Linked DNA regions of Mus musculus: region 2 is linked to region 1. The links are chromatin loops, found by intact Hi-C in ENCODE. Cell type or tissue: left cerebral cortex. All regions are shown on one strand. Links, peaks and the distances in the headings refer to the core of each region. The heading gives the core; the rest is flanking DNA. Region 1 overlaps Anks6 (ankyrin repeat and sterile alpha motif domain containing 6). Region 2 holds the start of Gm31850 (a long non-coding RNA gene).

What was found. Hi-C counts contacts between places; a loop is a spot of excess contacts. Peaks named below come from ENCODE experiments on the same cell type or tissue, not always from the same donor. Only the 100,000 strongest peaks of a DNase experiment are listed, where the experiment ranks them.
Region 2: a loop joins it to region 1, with 4 times the contacts of the local background. A loop is called at or near these places in 5 of 42 quality-filtered maps.

The regions. Positions count from the first base shown.
Region 1 is chr4:47,045,574-47,057,090 of GRCm38, forward strand. Anks6 (ankyrin repeat and sterile alpha motif domain containing 6) reads right to left here. Exons shown (of 16, transcript NM_001356426.1): 1 at 11,376-11,517; 2 at 3,496-3,998; 3 at 437-481. Among named protein-coding and RNA genes, the nearest start is that of Anks6, 6.0 kb to the right of the region's middle. In left cerebral cortex, for the core only: a CTCF peak has its summit at 4,855 (motif pointing left); a DNase peak (open chromatin) is centred at 4,843; H3K27ac peaks cover 408 bases.
Region 2 is chr4:46,606,600-46,618,116 of GRCm38, forward strand. Tbc1d2 (TBC1 domain family, member 2) reads right to left here. Exons shown (of 13, transcript NM_198664.3): 7 at 9,655-9,765; 8 at 8,428-8,609; 9 at 7,349-7,825; 10 at 2,384-2,504; 11 at 371-556. Gm31850 (a long non-coding RNA gene) reads left to right here and starts at 213. Exons shown (of 4, transcript XR_001784279.2): 1 at 213-304; 2 at 389-1,826; 3 at 2,155-2,203; 4 at 2,480-3,529. In left cerebral cortex, for the core only: a CTCF peak has its summit at 4,808 (motif pointing right); DNase peaks (open chromatin) are centred at 4,817 and 6,175.

The DNA.
Region 1 (11,517 bases), core at 1,652-9,651:
CCTCTGCAGGATGGCATGCCACACCAGCGCCTCGCTCTCTCATACACACACACACACACACACACACACACACACACACACAGAAACTCTGGGCTAAAGAGCCCTTCTGTCATCGAAAAACTGAGGCTCGCAGAAAGAGCCAGGCACATCTAGCTGGTGATTCAGTAGGGGCCTGGGAGAGTGTTCTAGAAGTGTTCTAGAGTGTTCCAGAGTCTGTGGGTAGAACACTCTAATAAGAGGCCTCCAGGGCCCACCCTTCCCTGGTGAGAATGAATTAGAACATCACAAAAGTTAAGAAATTACTTCTAAATGAAAGCAAACAAGAAAACTGCATTTCTTTATCAGATTCCTTGTGCCCGTGAATTAGTGTGGGAATCGGGCTAGAGGGAGGGGCTTGGGCTCTTCAACATCCAGAAAAACCCCTTGAAGCACTTACCCATCTTCAGGGCATAGAAAATATCTGGTCGCCTCTTCTCCTCATCTGGGTAAACAGAGATTTCCAGAATTAACGGAGGAGAAGTTTAACAGAACTCTAAAACCACATCGGGTCAGAGCACAGGCTCTAAAGGGCAATTCCTTATAAGTCATGGGGCAGAAGCTCAGAGCAGGGGACTGACTAGGTGACAGCCTTTCTGGGCAGCTGTTATCCCAGGCTTTTGAAAACACTGCAAACTGTGGGGTGTATTTACCTAGGTTAATAAAAAAAAAAAGTATGGTCTTGGAAAATGTTCATTCTGTAAGAATTTGAAAAAGAAACTGTTAAACTTCTAAAATCTAACTACAACTAACTAAGTTCAAGGTCAGAGAGCCCTGTGACACTGGATCACTGAGCTCTGGAAGTAATGGCTGTGCCCCCCACCCCACCCCAGAAAAGCACCTTTTCTTTCTTCCCAGGCACTTGAGTGCGGTGCCCCGCCAGTCTGTGGACAATTGTCAGGCCAACTGCCCATCAGACATGTTCACACTGGGCTCTGACCCTTGGCCTGGTGCAGCGACTCCCTGTCCACCAATGCAAGCCTCTGGCCTGACGTCCACGCCGCACCAGGCCCAGCAGTCATCCACGAACAGGAAACAGGCATTCCCTAAAGCCAGTGAGCATGCTGAGCAGCACAGGCAGGGCTCCTGAGCCTTACTGAACTCCATGAGGGACACCCATGGCTCTGGGCTGGCTGGGAGGAGCAGTGAGCCTGAGCCCCACGTGAGCCAGAACGCACGTTTGTTTCTGCACTGGCTGCCCCACTGACATCAGCATCTGTGCCACGGAGTTGTCTCAAGGAGCAGCAAGTGACATAGAAAGGAGGTGCTTCAGAAATGTGAAGCCTATCAAGGTACCACTGTGCTAACTGGCCTCCAGCAGCCATCCCAGCCAAGCTGTAAAATGGAGTAATACCGTGACTCTCAGTATCAACTACAGCCAGGGACACGGAAGAACAGGGCTAATTTTGCCTGTGAAATATCAACACATGGAGCCATATCGTAGTCACTGAAAAAGCACCTCTGGGGGCTGGAGAGATGTCCAGCAGTTAAAAGCACTGGCCACTCTCCCAGAGGACCCAGGTTTGATGACCAGTACTCACATGGTGACTCATTGCAGGGGCTCTGGTGCCCTCTTCTGGCCTCCTGGGGCACCAGGCCCACATGCAGTACACAGACATTCATCCAGGCAACACACCCATATACATAAAATAAAATCTGTAGAATTGTAAGTGCCTTCGAATTGCTTACGAGCTCCGTTTGCTGAGGCCCGGGGTTTCTGAGGGGCAGGAATGTCACCAATCTTATTGCTGGATGCTAGGCAGCCACCTGGTACCATGAGTCACTAACAGTCCATCCTGGCTCTTGATGCTAGGACAGCTATTTGCACTGATAACCCGCACTGCTGGGCTGGGCCTTTCTTTATTCTGGGCTTCAGTGGTGTTGTCCAGGGACTCCACCACGTCCCAAGGAGAGGACACCTGACCCAGCCTCTGCACAGCATGAGACAGAAGAATGTCACAGTCACCGGGCAGCTTTGGTTGGGACAAGAAAGAACACAGGGAGGCCAAGATCTTGTGTGGGTGGATTTCCTGCATTTCCAGGGAAGAACGGTGTGTGAGTGAGTGTGTGTCTGTACTGCTGATGACTTAAGGACCTACGGTATGACAATCAATCGTGCAGCCTTCACGGCTGTGGTGGTCCCCTGGGGTTAAGAGCACTTGCAGGACTTCTGAGGTCCACTTGTGGTTATCTTCCCTGGGTGGCCATCCCTGCCATCTCACAATGCCTGGCACAGCCAGTCTGGCTCTCTTCTCATCTGCTGTTCTCACTCACGGCACTAACCTCTCCCACATGGTCATTTATTTCCTACTTATAACCTGCCTTCCCCTACCAAGGGGAGGGATCTGGCTCTCAACTGTTCGCTGGCACATGCCAGGTGCTTTGAAGGGCGCCTGGAACATAGCAGGCATCCCACACTAGCAGAGAAACTGAACTTCCACTGTTGGGAGCTATGCACCGGGGACAGACATTTCAAAGTACAACTGTCACAAGAGCCTGGCAAGAGAAATGCATCTATACTTCATGAAACCTGATACTAGGATCCCCAGGAAGCTGACACCGACACCGACACCGTGACAGTGATCACACGGCCCACCCTGAGTGGGCAAAGAGAAGCTCAAGCCAGGTCTGGCAGAGTCAGCACTTGTCACCCACTTTGCTCAGTGCCCAGGCTGTGTGTGACACTATTGAGCAGAGGTTCCAAAATGCAACATGCTGTGTGACTACTCCTCTAAGAACAACCCTAAAAACAACAGCAAACAAACACGAGACTGCCAGGAAAACCCAGACTTGGAAGGGAACCACTGCACACTCACTACGAGTGACCTGGTCCCCAGGGACTGGTGGCCAGCACCTTCCAGAACAGGGGCTACAAACCTAGGCTTGGGACCAACCTGTCCCAAGTTTGTCTCGGCACCCAGCACAAGGCCACACTCACTCACTTACATTCTAAATGCAGCTGCTCTCACTCTAACAAGGGCCAATAATCACTGGTCAGCACCTACATAGCCCAGGAAGTCTAAATCTTCATCACCTGGACTTTTACAGAGAAAACTTTGCCGGCTTCTGTTCTAGAGGGATCCTTGGACCACTTACATCAGAGCCAGCTGAGGGAGGAAGGTCAGGTAGAGAGAAAAGGCCTCACTGTACAAGTTCACAGGCTCTACCTACTCCCAGCAGTACCTGGTCATGTTGGGAAATGTGTAAGGCCTGTGTGTAACCGGCATTCATAGGTACTGTGTAGCTCAAAGCTCATGGCCTGCGTGCACTCCTTCTGCACACATTTTTAGTTTGGCAAACCTTGGCTTGTGCAACCTAAACAATCATCTCTGTAAAGCCACAGCAGGGACCAGGGTGTTGGTGGGGGGTGACTTTTGGGGGAAGTGGTGGGAGGTGGGAGGGTAGGGGGAGGGAGTGGGGAGTGACTGGGCCAGTGGTGGGGAAGGGGGTTGGCCTGACCTGTTTTTGGCCTGACAGTGGTCAGTGGGTCCAGGTATTCAGCAAGATCCCTGTACTTGCGGTCGAGAGCAACCTCGAAGGCAGTCTTCTCCAGTACACTGAGGTGGTCAGGGTTGGCTCCCTTCTCCACCAGCTGCTGCGCCACATTCAGCTTCCCAAGGAGGGCTGCCAGCATCAGAGGGCTCCAGCCCACAGTCCGGGCTGTGTGGTTAGGGTCCGCACCCCACTCCATCAGCAGACGTACCACGGCCTCGTGCCCATGCTGAACAGCGGCCATCAGGGCTGTAATGCCCAGCAGTTCATCCCCGCTGCCTCCCGTTGCTGGCGACTCTCCAGAAGGGGTGTGGTGGTCCACAATGGCTCCCGCCTCTAGCAGCAGCTTCACCACACCCAGGTGGCCACCCCGAGAAGCCACGGTGAGCACACTGGCACCCAGCCGATTCTGAGCATTGACATCGGCTCCATGATCCAAAAGGAGGTGTGCCACGCTCACATGCCCACACCTGCCGGGAAGATGGGGGTTGTTGACACTGAACAGAAAATGCTGACAATCGAGCAGTTCTGATGACCCTCACTAATGTCAACTACTGCAGGCACAGGGGCTGTTCACAAGGGATGACCTCAGCCTGGTGTGGAACGCCATCAAGGAAAACTTCTTACACAGGCTTCACACATGTACCCATAGACATGCAAACATGCATATGTGTGTACACACACAGAAAATAAATGGACACAGTAGTGCGCGTACATAATCCCAGCAGTGGAGGCGTGAAAACAAGTGGGTCGGTGTAACCTGCCCGCCTGCTCTCCATGCTCCAGGCCCATGAGAGACTGTCAAGAAAACAAGGTGGGGGTCTGCAGAGACAGCTCAGCAGTCAGGACTTGTTGCTCTTGCAGAGGACCTGGATGTGATTCCCAGTACCTACTTGGTGGCTTACAACCATCCGCAATTCTAGCTCCAGGGTATTTGAAGTTGTCTTCCAAACTCAGGGGGTACCAGACAAATACGTGCACAGACATGCAGGCAAAACAGCATACACATAAAACAAAAGAAAATAATCTAAAATTTAAAAAAACATATACACACACACACACACACACACACAGGCACACATTTACACACACTGAGGACAGATCCATCTGCCTATACCACTCTGCCCTCCACATCTGAGTTTTCTGTACTCTGAGTTATGGCCTGCTAAGCTGTCTCTGCCAGTGCTGATCCCCTCATGTTCCCTTTGTGGTGATTCATATCTACCCTCCTCAGCCCCCACCATCACCTGCACATCCCAGTGTGGCAGCTGCCCTGGGCAAAAGGACTCTGGCACCTCCACGGAGCCCTACTGCCACCTGCTGGCAGGAATGTTTACTGCAGGTGACTATGAGCCTGGTGTAGTCCCATCCTTCTCAAAGAAACTCCAGCTATGGCTGTATTCAGGGCCCAGAGAAGACAGACAGGCTCCTGCCAACTCCCTGACTCCAGGGGGAGGACAGATGCCGCTTCTCAGTGGGCAGAGTTATGTTTTAAGGTGTGAGGTCTCTGAACGGAGAGTGTCCAAGCTAAAGAAGGTTCCTCCTGGCTAAGGGGATAGACACAAAGACAAATCCAGGGAAGGGGGTGTCAGAAGACTACAGTGCAGTGGTCAGGCTTGGAGGCTGAGTTGTCGCTCGGCCCTCCTTTGTGGAAGTGGATTTTGTGCTTCAGCGAAAGCTCAGGGCTTCCTTCCCTGAAGGAGGCAGGGCCAGGGCTGAACTCTGGTCTGAGGCTGCAGCTGAATATAAAATACCTTCTGGGCTGTGAACCTTGACACACCAGGCTGCCTCCTGCAGTGTGCAAATGAGAACCTGGTGATCTGGCCCCCCAGCCCAAGGCAGGATGGGGGCCTCTTCTCCCGAGCAGAGAGGTGGGTGAGGAAACACACTCCCGTGCAGAAACTGCAAACTCAAGCCCCCTCCCGCCTCCATCCCTTTCCCTGCTGTCTGTCCTCCAGAGAGCCCCCACCCCCACCCAACCCTCCAGGTCCCTCCCACCTGCCCACAGCCAGGAGGGCTGCCTACATCACTGATATTTCCCAGCCCCTTTCTGCACCTTCCTACCCTCCTTCCAGGCACTCCGTCATGAGCGTGACTCACAGGGTCCTGCCAAGCAGGGTGCTGTGCCTCTGTGCTGCTCAGGGCCCGCTCCCATCTCGCCAACTCTGAGCAGTTTCCTGGGCTCCCATCTGAGGACCCCCCAAGTCTGCAGCTTCTCTCTGTCTAAACCTGAGCCCTCTTTCAAAAACTGTTTCTTGCCTACCTGATTGTAACTAAGGACAGGGTTAGGGGACTTCCCTGGTCACTAGCACAGGAGATGGCCCATGTTAGGGTTCAATATATTCATTCGGTCTATGAACTGATAAATGAACGTACTCATTGACGACAGGGAAGGGAGGTCTGAGAGAGAGAAGGCAACCAGGGGCTGCTTTGACCGCCACTGCAGTAGAGTTAAAAGCTCCCACCGGTTTTGGGAGCACAAAACAAACTCTAGTGTAATCTCTAGCTGCAGATTACAAGGTACTTTCAGATTCTTATCTCATTTGAAATCCGGAGATGTACACAGTGCCTCCCACTTCACAGATAAGGAGGCAGCAGAGTGGAGCAGAGAGCAATTAATCTCAATTTGAAAGTGACAGGACCCAAACCGGCCCCAAGAATTTCAAATCGCAGCCCCTCCAGCCTGCCCGGTTCCTACCGGGGAAGCAAAGGGACTGAATTTGAGCAGAAATACTGAATTTTGCAATGTTTTCTGAACTCCCAGGTAGCCCTGGAGAGCATTCAATTAGGCTGAAAAATATAAAATGATCCAACGGCGCCCTAGATAATTTTGCGTGTGTTCATTTTCTAATAGGTAATTACTGAAAACGGGGCTGCTGGGGGCTTCTGAGCAGGTGCTGAGGCTGACAACTAATTTCAGCAATTAACACCTGTGCTTTGAGAGCTGGCACACGATCCTGCCACTCAGAGCACCTGGCATGAGTGAGGTAAAGACAGAAGTGGGTGAAAGGTAAACGGGCCAAGGTGTGGCTAGACAACCTCGCCATGCTGTCCCCTGCTCAGAATCACTACCAATGCCCGAGGGGAGTTGTCAGTTGCTGGATTCACAGCTCTCCGGCCATCCATCAGTCTGTGAATCTGACTCTGTCACTCAACTCACCTTGTGGCTGTGGACAAGTTACATAGCTTCTCTGGACCTCAATTCCTTGTCTCTAAAGGGGGGTCAACAATGATACATACTTCCGAAGGTTTGGGGTGGACTGAAGGAATGAATCCATTTAAAGCAATAAGCACGGTGCTGGATACAAAGTGGGTGCTCAAGAAATGCCACTGTTAGCTGGACCCAATGATGCGGGCAGGGCTGATGTAGGGCAATTAGACCTGCTCGAGCTACATAGTAAGTTCAAGGACAGCCGGGGCAGTTCAGTGAGCCTCTGCTTTAAGGGCCGAGGTGGTAACTCTGTGATAGCATGCTTGCCTGCCAAGTACAGGCCCTGAGTTCATCCCCACTACTGGGGAGGGGGAAGAAAAGAATAATCTATTTTTGCAAATAGGAACTACGGTTCTACTTAAACCATAGGAAGCCATTGTCTCCAAGTGCTGACACAGGGTCTCTTCGGCTTGCCTCATGGACAGATGTTGGAAGGCACAACAAGATGATAAACACAAGTCCACTTAGGCAGGCACCGTGGGTATCTGGAGCACTGTCCAAGGATTCTAAGAGGAGCACAAGAAAGGAGAGTGGCCATGCACAGGTCACCCTGACTTGAGGGACAGAGAGACCAAGGGACCCACAAACTGACCCTCAACGAAGTCTCCCTACACTGGACTCTGACCCTGAGCCTCCACCTGGACCAGGGAGCAGACAGCTCAGCGCATCTCAACCCATCTCAGAGTGCAATGGAGTCTCCTGTGAGGAGACTTAAAAAGTGTCCAGGCCCTGGCGAACAGGCATGTGTGAGTTCTAATCCTCTCCTCACGGAGGTACCTCCTACCTTGGGCTCACAGAACAGTAAGGTGAGTATCGTACTAATACTCTCAAAGCGGCACCTCTTGGGGCCAGAGAGATGGCTCTGCAGTGAGAGCACCGGCCGCTCTTCCAGAGGCTCCAGGTTCAGTTCCCAGCACCTCTCTGGCTGCTGACAACTGCCTGTAACTCCACTTCGAAGGGCTCTCATGCCCTCCCTCCTCTTGCTTCTGAGGGCACCAGGCACGCATGGCACACAGACAGTGGTGCAGGTAAAACACTCTCACTGATGAAACGGTAATTAGGAAACAGCGCTCATGGCAAACTGAAGCACAAAAAGACAGCCCAAAGCATCTCAACTACAAAGTGTCAAAGCTGGAGTGCTTGGACCGCAAACCCCAACTCTTTTTACCCTACCAACGGAAGGACTCTAACAGGCCCAGGCACCGCACACAACTGCCGGCGGGGTTTGCCCTCCTTCCTTCTCTCTCTCTCTCTTGCTAAGCCGTTACATCACTCACATTCCAAAAGCTAGCCACCAAGGTCTGTTAGCTCATTTGGCTACTTCCCTGTGCCTGACCAACATACCCAGTTTCAACTATGAAAATGCCCAGGTCTAGCAATCAAAACTCATTATTTGGCTATACTGGCTAATCTGTCCAATCAGGACTCACCAACTAACTCACCCTAGCACAGATTCCCTGTTTTCTCCTTAAAAACCATTCCTACGGGGGCTGGAGAGGTGGCTCAGTGGTTAAGAACACTAGCTGCTCTTCCAGAGGTCCTGATTTTCATTCCCAGCACCCACATGGTGGCTCACAACCATCTGTAATGAGATCCGATGCCCTCTTCTGGTGTGTCTGAAGACAGTGACAGTGTACTCACATATATAAAATAAATTTTTTTTTTTTTATTTTAGAAAATCACTTCTGCAGAGACACCTGCTGCTGTCTTTGCCGGATTCAGAAGCAGTTCCCCCCTCCCCCATCCTCTGGGCTGACTTCAGGGTCCTTTCACCAACTTTTATACAAGAAAGTCCTTTGAATCTGTTAAACTGTTAATTAACCATCATGGTTAGGTTAAGTATCCTGCCCATCAAGATAAACAGGAGGTGATGGGTGTGATGGTGCACACCCAAGTCCCAGCACTGGGGAAGTAGAGGAGGCTCTCAAGTTTAGAACCAGCCTGATCCACATTAAGGCAATAATAATCAGACATCATGATGATGATGATGATGGGGAAGGGGAAGAAGAGGAGGAGGAAGAGGAAGAAATAATTAGATAATGTGGACAATTCTGAAGAAGATGAAGAAGGAGGAGGGGGTGAAGGAGGAGGAGGAGGAGGGGGAGGAGGAAGAAGAAGGAGGAGGAGGAGGAGGAATAATAATAATAATCAGATAATGTGGACAATTCTGAAGAAGGAGGAGGAGGAAGAGAAGGAGGAGGAGGAGGGAGGAGGAGGAGGAGGAGGAGGAGGAGGAGGAGGAGGGAAGAAAGAAAGAAAGAAAGAAAGAAAGAAAGAAAGAAAGAAAGAAAGAAAGAAATTAACCAGATGATGTGGACAATTCTGCAGAACTTGGTAAACAGCAAAAAAATAGGTGACAGGGGTTGGTGGCACTGGGACAAGCCAGTGCTGCAAACCATGACAAGCAAAGCTTTCAGCAAATGCTCAGGGCTTGCAAGGTCTCTATAGTGGGTGGATCTCAGAGAGAAGGTGTACACCTGGGCCTCTCCAATGTACAAAGTCATTCTGAGCGTCTTTCTCACAACCCTTCCTGTTCCCCACCTCTCTCCTCAGCTTCCGAGTCACGGCCTTCAGAAAGGTAACCCCAGGAACCCCATGTGGAGAGACATCCCAGGGAGTCTTAGGTATAGCCAGGGTTGGGTGCACAGCGAGCCAGCCTGGTATGGTGAGACCAGAGACCATGGCCACATCAAGGAAGGCTTCCTGGAAGAAGCTAAGCTTGAGAGAGGAGGGGCTTTGCTGAGAGCAGAAGAGGAGAACTCAGGCTAAGGGTTCTGTGGAGACTCCCTGCCAACACACATTCTGATATCTAAATCTCAGGGTCTCACCAGTAAGGTGGAAAGATAATCTTGTTTCAGCTTTTTATTTATTTATTTATTTATTTATTTTGGTTTTTCGAGACAGGGTCTCTCTGTATAGCCCTGGCTGTCCTGGAACTCACTTTGCAGACCAGGCTGGCCTCGAACTCAGAAATCCGCCTGCCTCTGCCTCCCGAGTGCTGGGATTAAAGGCATGCGCCACCACGCCCGGCTCAGCTTTTTTAAAAAGTACAAAGTAATGCAGAGAAGGCCCGGATGAAATCCAGGCCTGAGCCTAAGAGACCAGGGCGGATGTACTGACAGATGTGGACAGACAGAAGTGTCATCCTGAGTCTAGGGCAGCTGCTGGTGACAGGCACAGCCAAGCACTTGTTCCAGAAAGATCTGGAAGCTCTTCAAGGGGGCAGGGGCAAAGGTATACCTGGAGCAGAGGAGTATGGTGGGAGACAGCTACAGAGGTATCTGCGGACAAGGGTGAGGGGATGGAGAGGAAGACGGAGGGGGGTGCATTCTGGGGATATCACAAGCCATTGAGGGGGTACCTAGGCAGGAGAAGGCTCACCTGGAGGAAGAGTAGATACTGCCCCTAAGGGGAAAGGGACCTAGGAAAAAGGTTTTACGGTCACCTCTGCTGCCCTGGCATTCTCCACCGGTACAACCTGCTATGTGACTGAAAGCTATGCTCACTCTCAGGACTCTCCCTCTAGGGCTAGAGAGATGGCTCAGCAGTTAAGAGTACCTGCTGCTCTCAAAAAGATGCCAGGTTTGGTTTCTACCATCTGTGTCTGTACCTCCAGTTCCAGGATACCCATCGCCCTCTTCTGGCTTCCCTCAGACACCAGGCACACATGTGGTGCACATATACACAGGCGCTCATACACATAAAATAAAAACAAATCTAAAAACAAAACAAGCATTGTCTCTTTTCTTGTTTTTTTACAGCTCAGTATATTTATACGAGTCAGAAATCTAGAGATGGATTTTGCTGCCTCTCCCAACCCCTTCGCAGGGTCACACAACCACGAGGATCAACTTCAGGTTTATCCAGGCCACTAATTGTCTCTTCCTTGGCTGCTGTCTTCCTAGCCAGCCTTCCTGACTCTGGCCCATCTCTCTGCCTATTCTCACAGGTGCTGAATGTAACTTACCCGAAACAAAAGTCTGTTCCGGTCACAGTGCCCTGTGCCTTCCACACTCCTGATCATCCTTAGATTGTGGGTTTCTGTTCAGCCCCAATCTGGCACCTACTTTCTTCCTCCAATGGTGGGCTTGTCTCCAGCCCCCTCTGGGTCGCAGCATCCTCCCAGTTGTCTGACCACCTTTCATCACTATGTGTCTGCAGTGTGCTTGTTCTCCCTCGCTTCCTCGTTTTCCGGTCCTGGATAACTCTTACAAATCCTCGAGTCTTAACACCTCATTTCCACTAAAAATCGCCTCTATTCCTCCAACTGGGTCAGCTACTACTGTCAGACCTTCCAGATCAAGAATGCTACTTTATTTACCCACCCACCCCACTCATATCCCCAAAATAGGGACTTAATTGGATCCCAGTTATCTATTCGGTCAACCCCCAAAGCCAGGGTGAGTAGACAGATTCTTAGGAGACCCTTGATGCAAAACGGAATGAATGAACGTCTAGAAGATGCACTCCGCAGCCTCCACACTGTTCAGAAGCCAAAGTTTCTAACATCCCTAATCTTGTGTTTCTGAAACCGCCCTTTTATTTCCATCATACAGATGACCAAAAGGCAAAGCTCCAAGTCTGCCATTCGCACTCTCACGAGTCCCGGACTCTCTCCTTCCCGGTCCCCGCTCACCTGGCCGCCTGCATGAGCGCGCTCCAGCCGTAGTGGTTGCGGCTGTTGACCGAGGCTCCGCGGCGCAGCAGGAACCTTACGAGTGGCTCGTGGCCACCGGCCGCCGCCAGCTGCAGCGCCGAGTTGCCCGCCTCATCGGAAC
Region 2 (11,517 bases), core at 1,666-9,665, 440 kb before region 1:
TGGAGGTTTCTGGCAGGCCAGAGTGGAAGCCTAGGGCCACAAAGTGTGGGAGGCAGTGGGAGGGAGGGACAGGTGACAGGAAGCCCTAAAGGAAGCTTGAAACATTGCTTTATGCCTGGTCGCTGAACGCCTGAGCTCTCTACAAGACACGAAGAGGCACTGCCCTGCTGGAGTCAAGGGCGTTAGTCCCAGTAGCATCTTTGCTGGTGGGTCGCCTGGTGAGGTCACAGGCAAGGCTTGGACCAGACCCAGGCTCCAGAGGCAGGGCCGCTGCTTCCTCTCATATTGCACAGAGCACTTTACAGTTTAGTATCACAGATGGCTCTGGCAGGTGGCCGTCTTTCCGTTCAGTGGGACCAGGCACACTTACCTTGGTCCCTTCATACAGGAAGGCATCCCAGACCCGCAGGAGGATGTCACTGATGAGAGAGTCGGCGAAGACCACGAGGAACCAGTTGAAAGTGATGAGAGAGAGGTCTACACGGTGCTGCCCCAGGTGCGCAGTCAGTCGGGGCAGCTTCTCCGAGAGGAGGTCCTGGAGCACCCGCTGGTCCACCTGGGAGGCAGAAGAGGCCTGTCACTTCGGCTGGCTCCCTCTCTGCCTGCTCTTCAGGCCCCACGTCAGAGGTCCTGGGCAGGCCTGTTTTGTACTGGGAGTGGTGTGTGTGTGTGGCAGGTGCAGCAACATCACCATGCCTCCCGACACTTGGGCAAAGCAACAGGCTTTGCCATGGGTCTCTCTGTGGGTAAGTCCTTGGCCCCTTTACCCAGCCAATGTCCCCGACAACTAAGTTGTCTCATGTTTTCAGGAACAAAAGAGACTTTTCAAGGTGGCTTCTCTAGACCCATATTGGTCTGACTCTTAAGATGCTTGGCGGACACTTGGGGTGAGGGCCTGAGACAGATACTGATATCGCAGTGTGTCCTGACACATCAGGTGGCAGGAATCTAAAGCAGGAAGCTGCAGGCCACAGCTGCTAGTGACCTCTCCTGGTGGTTCTACCTTATTTATTTCAGTGGACATGGCTACTGTTACTCCTGGGACAGATCCCTCCTCCTTGGCAGTGCCCTGATCTGTGTCCCCTCCTGCTCCTTCTTGCCTAGAACTGTGACAGTCCTCCCTGTGCAAGTCTGTCTGGACATCAGTGTTGCTGTGGTGAGTACCCAGGGATGCCCTTCCCTCCCTCCCTTCTTCCCTCAGAGGCATGACCTCGTCAGAGCCCCATGTGAGTCACCAGATCTATGATGAAATGGGACCAAGAACTGCCTGTGATCCACAGTACAGCAGTCAAGGCAGGGCAGACTCCTCCCTCTGTTGGTAACTGGGGACACTAGGTGGGGTCCCCGGCTGCCTATCGTCTCTGTTCTGAATGTAGCCAATTCTCCAAGGTCAAGGTAAACCCAAAGCAAGCTTGATGCTGGTGCTCAATGCATCTCCCTTTCAGAGATGTTAAGACGCAACAATGAGCTATGGTATTTCCCAGCCGGCCTTACTGTAGCGGGGCAGACCTAAGACATGGTTCTAACCAAAAGAAGACAGAAAGGAGAAACTGCAGACTGAAACTCCAGCGGCCACCTGTCTGCTTCTGGCGTACACCACGGCCACAGACGGGGTTGAGGGTGGCACAGCCCTCTTGTAACCAACTGGTGATGAACATGAGGCTGGCGGAGCAGGCAGCCGGGGGGAGCCTGACCCTGCGGCATCAAGGACCATACTTGGTCCCTTCCTCTCCATGAGGCCAGGTGCAGTCCCTTCTGTCTGAGCTGGCTCTCTCCTTGCAGCTGCGCTTGATCCCTGCCATCTCAAAGGGCACCCAGGAGGAGCGGTGGGTGTCAGACATGGCAGCAGGAGGGGAGAGAGCGGGGGGGGGAGGGGTGAAGGAAGGATGGAGGCTGAAAGGCAGAAGGGTTGCCTCAGCAAGAACCCGGTAGGGGATGGGGATATGACTTAACAGTTCTTAAGCCCACAAAGTGACCTTATTACTATTCTAGAGTAGGCCAGCCTGGGGTTCTTTGCCTGGTTCGGGGCAGCAACCCTCCCCGGGGATGTGGCATCCTCACCCCAAGCCCACTGCCCAGCCCACCATCACGTGGTCTCTCTCTTTTCTTGACTGGGAGATGGCAAGGGATGTTGATTTCTGTCTCCCTCCCCAGAAAGCAAAGCTTCCCGGGGGCATGGCGTCACCACTGGGCCAACTTGCAGGTGGGTAGGACCTCACCATCTTACAGGCCCTCAGTGCCAAGGGGCTTCTAGCAGATAGAGAGGGTTCAAAGGCCACTGTTGTGTTGGAGAGGCAGAGTCCCAGGATCTGCTGGCCTGAAGGAACTCCTCTGGGGGAGGGGGTTGCCTCGGGCGGGGCCCGTGTACCACCCTCCTGCTCACCTGGGATGCAGTCAGTGTCTTGCTGTAGTACTCAGCCGGCAGTATGGTCTCCACAATGGCCACCAGGCACCAGAAGGCACTCTCCTCATCTTCTAGGACCAACAGGGCGATGGCCGCCAGCCTGCAGAAGAGGGAGGAGCCAGGAGTGACCGACCCATAGCAGTTACAGTGCTGCGTGGCAGAGAGAGCATCCTGGGGGCCTGGGTTGAGTCCTCCCATATGGCACTGGGCTAGCCCGAAACCCAGACCAGGCTGGTAGTCATGGCGCCCGGGGTGAGAGGTTTGGAGGATGCTCACAGGTCAACGTCCAGAGCCGTGGAGATCAATTCAGAACAGAGGCTCTGAGGCTGGGTTGCCTGGATGGAAATTATGGTAAGGATTGTTTCCTGGGTGGCCTTAGGTAAACTACTTAACCTGTCTCAGCCTCAACCTCCTCATAAGCATCAGGGCTGGGTGAGGACCAGTGCTCAGCGCTGTTGGCAGTCAGCATGTTTACTGTCCACCTGGTGCATGTAGCGCAGTCAGTGCTCGGTAAGTACTGGCTACCTTCACCTTCGCGATGGCAAGCTCTGAGAGCCTGTGAGGGACACCGCCCACCTGTCGGGGCTGTGTGGTCCCAAGGGAGAGCAGACCTTGTGCCTTTCTCGCTGGCACACCCTGTGCTGAGCACACACAGCCTTTCCTCCTATGCGCCTTCACCAGTTATGAGGTCCTACTGAGACCGGGGGGCGGGGGGAGGGAGGACAGACAGACAAGCCTTGAGCTGCGTGGGGACATCTCCCCCGAGAGAAGCACTCTGCTTCTTCCACCTTCCCTGAGGGGACACATCCAGGCCGACCCAAGAGACCACTCCCCAGCTTCCATGGACCCTGGCAAACACACAGCCCGTCCCAGACACTCTCCGAGGCTCAGAGTGCTTCAGCAAAGCCTCACGACTTTCTGTAGCAATGAGCCCAAAGGACAGACACTCTGACACAGGGGGGGGGGTTTCTGGGAACCATGGGGTCCTTAGGTCTGAGGGCAGCCCTCTTCAGGGCATCTGTAGGGGAAGGGGCTGCACTGGAAGTCATGGGCTCTCTGTGCAATTACAGAAGCTTTGGTTTTTATTTTATTTTAATTTTTAAAATGTCTTCCTGACCCTTTTTTTAAAAAAGATTTATTTATTTTATGTATGTGAGTACACTGTAGCTGTCTTCAGACACACCAGAAGAGGGTGTCAGATCTCACTACAGATGGTTGTGAGCCACCATGTGGGTGCTGGGAATTGAACTCAGGACCGTTGGAAGAGCAGTCAGTGCTCTTAACCTCTGAGCCATCTCTCCAGCCCTGATTATTATTACTCTTATTAATTATTTTGAGACAGTCTGGCCTAGAACTTGCAATCCTCTGGCCGCAGTCTGCGGGTGTTGGCATTGCAGGCGTGCACCACCCCAGCCTGCACTGCAGAGCCTTGCAGAGCCTTGCAGAGCCAAGTGTTTGTTTATGTGTCTTGGGGTTCTTCATGGTTTGCGTTCATGGCCTCCATTTCCTTTTGAGGTTCATGGCTTAGAACAGGACTGTTTCCCCCCAAACAAGGAACGTGCGCCCTTCCTCCTCAGCCGATTGCTCGCATCGGGAACGACCCGCTCCTCGCCCTGTCTGGCTCTGCCTTCCATGGGTATTTACACAAACCCTCCTGACTCTGAGCTGAGTGCAAAAAGAGAAAAACAGCCACAGGTCTCCTGGGACATTGGAGGCTCTTGGAGCAGGGGGAGGGGACCCATAGAGGTCACCAGGTTCAAGAACAGAAAATGTCCTGTGTGACAACTACCACTCCGTCCGTGACCAGGGGAGACACATGTAATCAACCATGGAACTTTTGGCTGTTGAGCCTGAACACTACCCTAGACATTCCTTCAAACGGGTCTCTGGTAGGTTCTTCTTATGGGTTACCTCTGGTCCAGGCAAACATCTTACTGCACAGATGGGGAGAGCGGAACTCAGAAGGCAAAAGTGGCCATCACTTAAGATCATCTCGGCAGAGGGGACCAATCCCGGATGCCCAAGTCCAGCCTGCTGCTGTCTGTCCTAACCCACCCTTTTCCCACAAAGCTCAGGATGTCCTCAGATCAGGAACTCCAGGCTGTATTGTCTTAGACTTCTGCATACAGATGGCCAGTTATTGGAGGGTGGTTCCTGCCAGGACTCACCACTGCTGAGGGGGGGGGGGGGAGTACAATGGGACACCACCTGAACAGGCCTGCAAAGGCATGTGCAGAGGGCGGCAAGAATGACATTTAGTGCACTCACATTATTCTCATGGGGAAATGGACTTCAAATGCTTGCTCTGAGCTGGCAACACACATCTCTGCATTATCTGTAACCCTAGGAACAAGCTGCCTTAGGTGAACTGTTTATTCGGCCACAGTGCATGCAGTTCTAAGATTGACCACTAGATGGCGACACAGACAGCCATAAGGGACTTGAAGCTGCAAAAAACATTACCTCTCTTGAGATCAAGGCAGGCTCTAGTGTACATAGCTTTCTATTTAAAGCAATAACATAAATATTTGCGTGGATACCAATTATGTGTGCTTGCATATCAATTTAAGCAAAGGTTTCCTCAAGAGATACACTGAAAGGCACCTGCCCCCTTTTGCTTCAAGTGTCCTCCTGTGGCCACCTTCTTGTTGGTCTTACTTCCCTCTATACCAGGGCATTCTGTTCCTGAGGCTCCTACCATGACAGCTTTCCCTGTCCTTTAGCCATTAGCCAACCTCTGGAGTTCAGATCCCCTGTGTGGCTAAGGCCTCCGGCCTCTGTAAAGGACACTGGATTAGAAAAGCTTTGGGGGTAGCCCAGCTCCCACTTAGAGGGTGGGTTGTAGGAAGGACTGGGCATGGGCCAATCCAGGGCCAGAGGCTGCTGGGCTGCCACGCACAGTGAAATTCTGGACAGCTTCTATAAGCTCAGGTCTCAGCTGGAAGATGGGGCCCCCACCTCCACCTGCAGGGTCAGAGCTTAAAACTCACCACTCACCTAATCCCGGAGCTTCTGGTCCTCATAGCTTCTGTTTCCATTTTATTTTATTTTATTTTTGAAAGTTCTGGGGGTTAAACTCAGGGCCTTGCATCCTACCATTGAGTCACGGCCTTGGGTTCCTCTCCTTTCCTTTCCTTTCCTTTCCTTTCCTTTCCTTTCCTTTCCTTTCCTCTCCTCTCCTCTCCTCTCCCTCCCCTTTTCTTTTTCTTTTTTGAGACAAGGTAGTCCCTACATCATGCAAGCTGTCCTTGAACTCAACTCTAGTCCAGGCAGAAAGGCCGTGAACTTGTGATTCTCCTGCTCCGGCTTCTTGTGGTGCTAAGATTTTTGGTCTCTGTCACCAGCCTATCTTTACGCCACCTACTCCTGATTTTTGGTCAAGAACTCACTAGCACTCACTGCTTTATTTGCTCTCATGTGTATCTACGTGTTCTTACGTGGGGTTATGTGCACCACGTTTATATACGTGTCCATGAAGGCCAGAAGACCGCATCAGATCCCCTAGAGCTGGAGTTATGGGTGGTTTCAGGCCACCGTATGGCTGCTGGGAACCTGAGCCTTGTCCTCCGACATAGTTTAACTGCTGCCAGACTATGCTGGCTAGAGTTTTGTCAACTGGACATAGCTAGAGTCATTTGGGAAAAAGGAATTTCAAATGAGAAAACACCTACAGGCCAGCTGGGGAAGGCATTTTCTTCGTTAGCATTTGCTGTGGGAGGGCTTGGCCTACTGTGGGTGGGGCCACCTCTGGGCAGGTGGTCCTGGGTGCTGTAAGAAGGTAGGCAGAGCAAGCCATGGGAACAAGCCAGCAAGCACCGGTTCCTCTAGGGCCTCTATACCAGTCCCCGCTGAGGCTGAGTCCTGCCCTGGCTTCCCTGGAGGATGGACTGCAAGCTGTGAGATGAAATTAACTCTTTCCCCCTCAAGCTGCTTTTGGTCATGGTGTTTTATCACAATGATAGAAGCACCAAGACACCATCTCTCTAAGCCCTCTGAAACTTTTTAAAACAATTACATTTATGTGTGACTATGTATGCACGTGCCAAGTGTGCGGAGACCAGAGGACAACTGTGGGGGCTGATTCTCTCCCCCGCCATGTGTGTTCCATCCGGGGTTCGAGCCCAGCCGACCCCTTTACCTTCTGGGCCATCTTACCTGTCCCTTCACAGCTATTCTGAAAGAAGATTCGCACGTGTCCCTTCTGGAATTTAACGTATGTAGAAAGGACTACACAGTCTTGCTGGGTTAGTAAGAGAGGGTGGGCTAACAGATATCGCCTGTCCCAGGCAGCACAGCGATAGATCCCGACAGTCGTGCTGAGAGAGGTCTGGACTGAGCTACGGGGCTGCTGGGAGTTTAACTCACAAATCCCAGAATTACACACACATGCTCAATTTCACTCACATTTAGACTGGAAATAGAAATGCAGAAAGTCTCTGCCCTTGGGACCCATTGAAATATGAGTGAGGGCATTTTGAGCGCTGACTCTGTGCTAGATAAATGCCACGCATCACCTGTTCTGAAGGGAGAGCAGACAGCCTATGTAAAGTCAGCTCGAGGATATGTGTGCTCGAAATAAATTGAGTCAAACTTGCTTTGGGAAATATCGGAGATTATGCAGTTTCTATGGCAATAACCAGGGGACTCCTGAGAGTCCCCCAGTGTTGGAGAGGACGGCCACCTCTACCAATGGAGTGGTTCTATCCTCAACGTGATCCATCTCCCTCTGTTGCTGACCAGAGTCAAACAGACAGTAACCCAGGGAGATCCGCTTTCTGAGCTGATAGCACTCCTGCAAACACGGGGACCGTTCCTAAGACCCGCCAGACATTCTGCAGGAAGTGTGGCAAGCACCAACCCCAAAGGCCTGGGTTCTGAGATAAGAAACGGAGGCACAGGCACGCGGGGAAGAGAGGGCTGTGTTCTCACCTCCGTGGGGCTCACCTGTTCAGGCCTTGGCAGTAGCCAATGGTGGGGTTCTGCCAGGAGAAGGCCAGAAGCACCCGACGGAGCTTGTCAGGGAAACTGGAGGTCGGGCAGGTGAAGTGCTTGTTGGTGGGGAAGGTCCGGTTGAGGTCCAGCTCGATCTGACGAGCCGCAGGATGCTCACATGCCCGGCCCCGGGCTAGAAGCTCTTGGTAGCAGCCGGGAGCCTGCAGGTGCCTGACACGGCGGTGGACCAGCCACCTCCAGACTCGGGGACGGTGCTCTCGGGGCACCCCTGCCCGAAGCAGCTGCTTGAGCTCAGCTGAGGGCGTGAGCTCCGTCAGGGTAGCCCAGCGGTCCCGTAGTGGCCTCTCCACAGCCTCGTGGGCCAGCAGGTGGTGGGAGCGCACCTCCAAGGCCTGGATCTTGGCTAGCAGTTTTAGGTCTTCCATCTCGTAGTCTGGCACCGTCAGGAAGCCATAGTCGTCGTACTCGCTGATGGAAAAAGGACCACGTTAGCACGGCTGTCCCTGGATGGGCTCGCACCCTGGGTGCACTGAGACCACTCCAGAGCCTGGCCTCAGTTTGCTTATCTGTACAGTAGGGAGAACCTCCTGAAGATTCGGAAGATCCCCTCGGTAAACAGAAGAGCCAGGAGAGATGCATTCACTGGCTGCAGTTCACTGTGTGAGCCATCTTAGCCATCCCCAGGGAGCCTGCGAGGTGGGGCTCCTCACCCCAATTACGTGGGTGCTGAATACAGAGAGCAGAGAGGCAAAGTGACTTGCTTAGGGACACAAAGCAAACCTGGAAGACAACTGCCAGTGACCCTGGAGCCCAACAGACACAACTTCCTGCTTGCTGTGCCCAACCAGGGTCTGGCTGCAGGAGGCAGCTTGAGTAATTGTGGGCGCGGTGGCTATGTGGTCTGTGTGCCTCCAACAGGCCTGCCCCCCTCAGCTGTGTGTCCCGCATCCTATGTGCCTGAGCCTGGGGAGCCCACAGCTGTGTAGTGCTGGCATGTGTGGCCAGCGGCACTAGCGACAAGGATCTCACCATTACCGCTCAGCCCCTCCCTGGTTGCCCACTGGGTTCACCTGACGGGGCTCAGCCCCACGCTGTCCGCCTCTCCGGCTTCCCACTGCAGGGCCTCCTGGATCAGCTGCTGCAGCAGCTCAGGGAAGTCACCAGCCTCGGCTCCTGCTGCCTCCTGCAGCCTCCGAAGCCCGGCCAGGTACTTGCTTTCTACCTGGCAGTTCCTGGCTTGCAGGTAGGCGCACTGCGAGAATGGAGCGGCTGGTCAGGCATCTGGGCTGCTTAGGCTACCAGAGCCATGAGCAGCTTTGGGCCCTCCCTATTCTGCTTCCCCTGCCCACCCCTCTCCTGGACCTGCAGATAGAGAAAGGAGGCCATGGCTTACAGCAGGGAAGTGAAAGAGACCCAGGACTAAGGAGGGAGTGGGATCAAAAGGAGGCCAGGGGCAGATGTAACAGGGGTACAAAAACAGGATCCCACTCCCTCCTCGGTCCTGGGTCTCTTTCACTTCCCTGCTGTAAGCCATGACCTCCTTTCTCTATCTGCGGGTCCAGGAGAGGGGTTGGCGGGGGAAGCAGAATTGGAAGGGCCCAAAGCTGTTCGCGGCTTTGGTAGCCTAAACAGGGGTAACGTGGGGTCTCCTCAGGAGTCTGGCAAGGATCAGCCAGCCTCATGTAAAAGCCTTGCCCGGTACTGGGCACAGAGACAGTTCTGCGGGCTCAACCCTCAGGGCTGCCCCTGCTGCCCTCACTGTACTTTCCTCCTTCGGCTTTCGGGGGACCCTCTTCCTCAGCCTGGAGTGTGCCCCTGCACTCCCATCCCTATCTCCACTTCAGTGAACAAGTCAGCCGGCTTTGGGTGAGTCAAGTGTGCCCTCTGGGCCTTGCTTTCTGTCTCTGTGAGACGGAGACAGTGGAATTTTGGCATGACTGTTGGGTCATCTCAGTTCTCATTTTGGCCTCAGAGCTGAAGCTGCCAATGCTACCGTCCTGCCCAGGCACCACCTGCATGTGTCGATGGGCACTTCAATTCAACCCTCTGGGGGAGCCTTTGGCCTTCCTACCCTCCTGGTCTCTCCCTGTCCACCTCTTTCCTCTCACTGAGAACTTCCTGTGTCTTGTTTCCAATGCTTCAGGGATTCTGGAGAGACTCCAGACCGACTTGTATGCCACGTCTACCTTCTGCAAAGCTGCCACAGGAGTGACAGGGCTGAGAGATTAGGGAAGGGGAGGTGGGGCGGCAAGGGGCAGGGAGTGGAGGAACACGGATGTGGCCATTGGCCCCGGTACCTTGGTCAGCAGGGCTTTCTCCTTCTCCGCCACCTTCCTCCAGATCTTGGTGACCTGGTGGATCTCAGAGTTGAGGAAGCGGTTCTGGGTCCGATATGCTTCCATGTCATCCTGGAAAAAGAGCAAGGTGGGTCAGCAGTGGTGCCGCAAACATCCTGCTCTAGGGAAGTCACCCTTAAAGGAGCTACTGCTAAAACTTCCTTCCCGAATGACACAGAGAGGGGGTGTGAAAGACTTCTCCAGCGAGATGTGGTAGGGAGCACCCTAGACCTGGAGTTCAACATGGCTGCCATTGCTGGACCATTCTTAGCCTCTGGTAGTCCAGGCTGGCTTCCAGCGCACTAAGTTGCTGCCGAAGACCTTGAATTCCTCTGCATCCTGCCTCCCCCTCCATCATTCTGGGATATGGCATGGCCTCCCGACCTGCCCTGGATGTTTTTAAATCAGCACACAGCGTCAGGTGTTTGCAGCTGTGTGCATAGCTTCTTGTTAAGCATCACTTTGTACACATGCCTGTGTGATGCTCAAGGGTTTTGCATACTTTTGACCAGAGGACTCAAACCCAGCCTGGGTGGCATCCGAGGACGGGCGCTGCCCACTGCCAGCCCCTTCTTTTTCCTTTCTGTTTGCCTTTCTGGTTTTGTGTGTTTGTTTGGACACGGTCTCATGTATCCCAAGCTGGTCTTGTATCTGCTACACAGCTGAAGCTAGCTTTGAACTCCAGACCCTCCTGCCTCCATCTCCCAAGTGCTAAGACTGAGGCTGTGTGGAGTGGATGCAGTCGTGGACGCAGTCCTGAGCAGAACCACGTCAGGGATGCCAATGCTGAGAGTCATTCTCCCCTGGTGCGGCTGCATATAATGAACCCACGCTACTGGTACATCGGCGCACGCTGGCCAGCCCAGCCTAGCTCCTCTGTGTGTGTCTGTCATTCCTTCCTTCCCGTGTTGTCCCTGTTGGGTCAATCCCAAGGCTGTGCAGGTCTTGGCAATATGCATATTCCACCACGCATGGCTCTCCTTTGCTTTTCTTGAGATGGTCCTATCACGTGTCCCGGGCTGGTTCCTAGTTCCTCCTCCTGCTTCAGCCTCTAGAATAGCTGGGATACACAGGTGTGCACATCCAGTCTGAGTTCCAATAGCTATTTTTTAAAACACAAATGGGAAATTTTCTATAGCTAAGTTCCATATCTGTATCTATATACATGTGTGTGGGCATGAGTGTATATTTTAAAAGATTTAATTATTTTACGCATGAGTGTTCCATCTGCATGTACACCTACATGCCAGAAGAGGGCATCAGATCCCAGTATAGATGGTTGTGAGACACCCACCGCGTGGTTGCTGGGAATTGAACTCAGGACGTTGCTCTTAACTGCCAAGCCATCTCTCTAGCACCTTTTAAAGTATGAAGCTTCGGTGATAAATAGCTCTGAGCTCTCCCCGCACAGTCCAGCACACAGTGGCAGGTGCTGCCTGAGCAGAAGCTGGGTGAGTCACTGGTAGGTCTACATAGAGCTACAGCTGTGGCTTACAGTCTTTGTTTTCCATTGAGAAGAACATTCCAGAAGCCATTCAAGCATACTGCCCGCTTATATCCCCTGAGAACCCAGGCTTTCCTTTCCTACCGGGGAAAAGCCCCAGGTTGTTGATCACTGTGTGTGACTGCCACAGCCCATCTGTTCCCCCAGTCTGCTTGCTGTAACTGATTACGGGGGTTCTTACCCAGCACCTGGGATAAGCCACAAGCACCTAGGTGAGGGCTTAAAGTGCCTGTCAGTCCTGCAGTCCCACTGTGTGCCGTCTGTGGGCGAAGTGTGAAAGTAGCATTGTTCCCATTTTACAGATGAGGAGGCAAGGATCT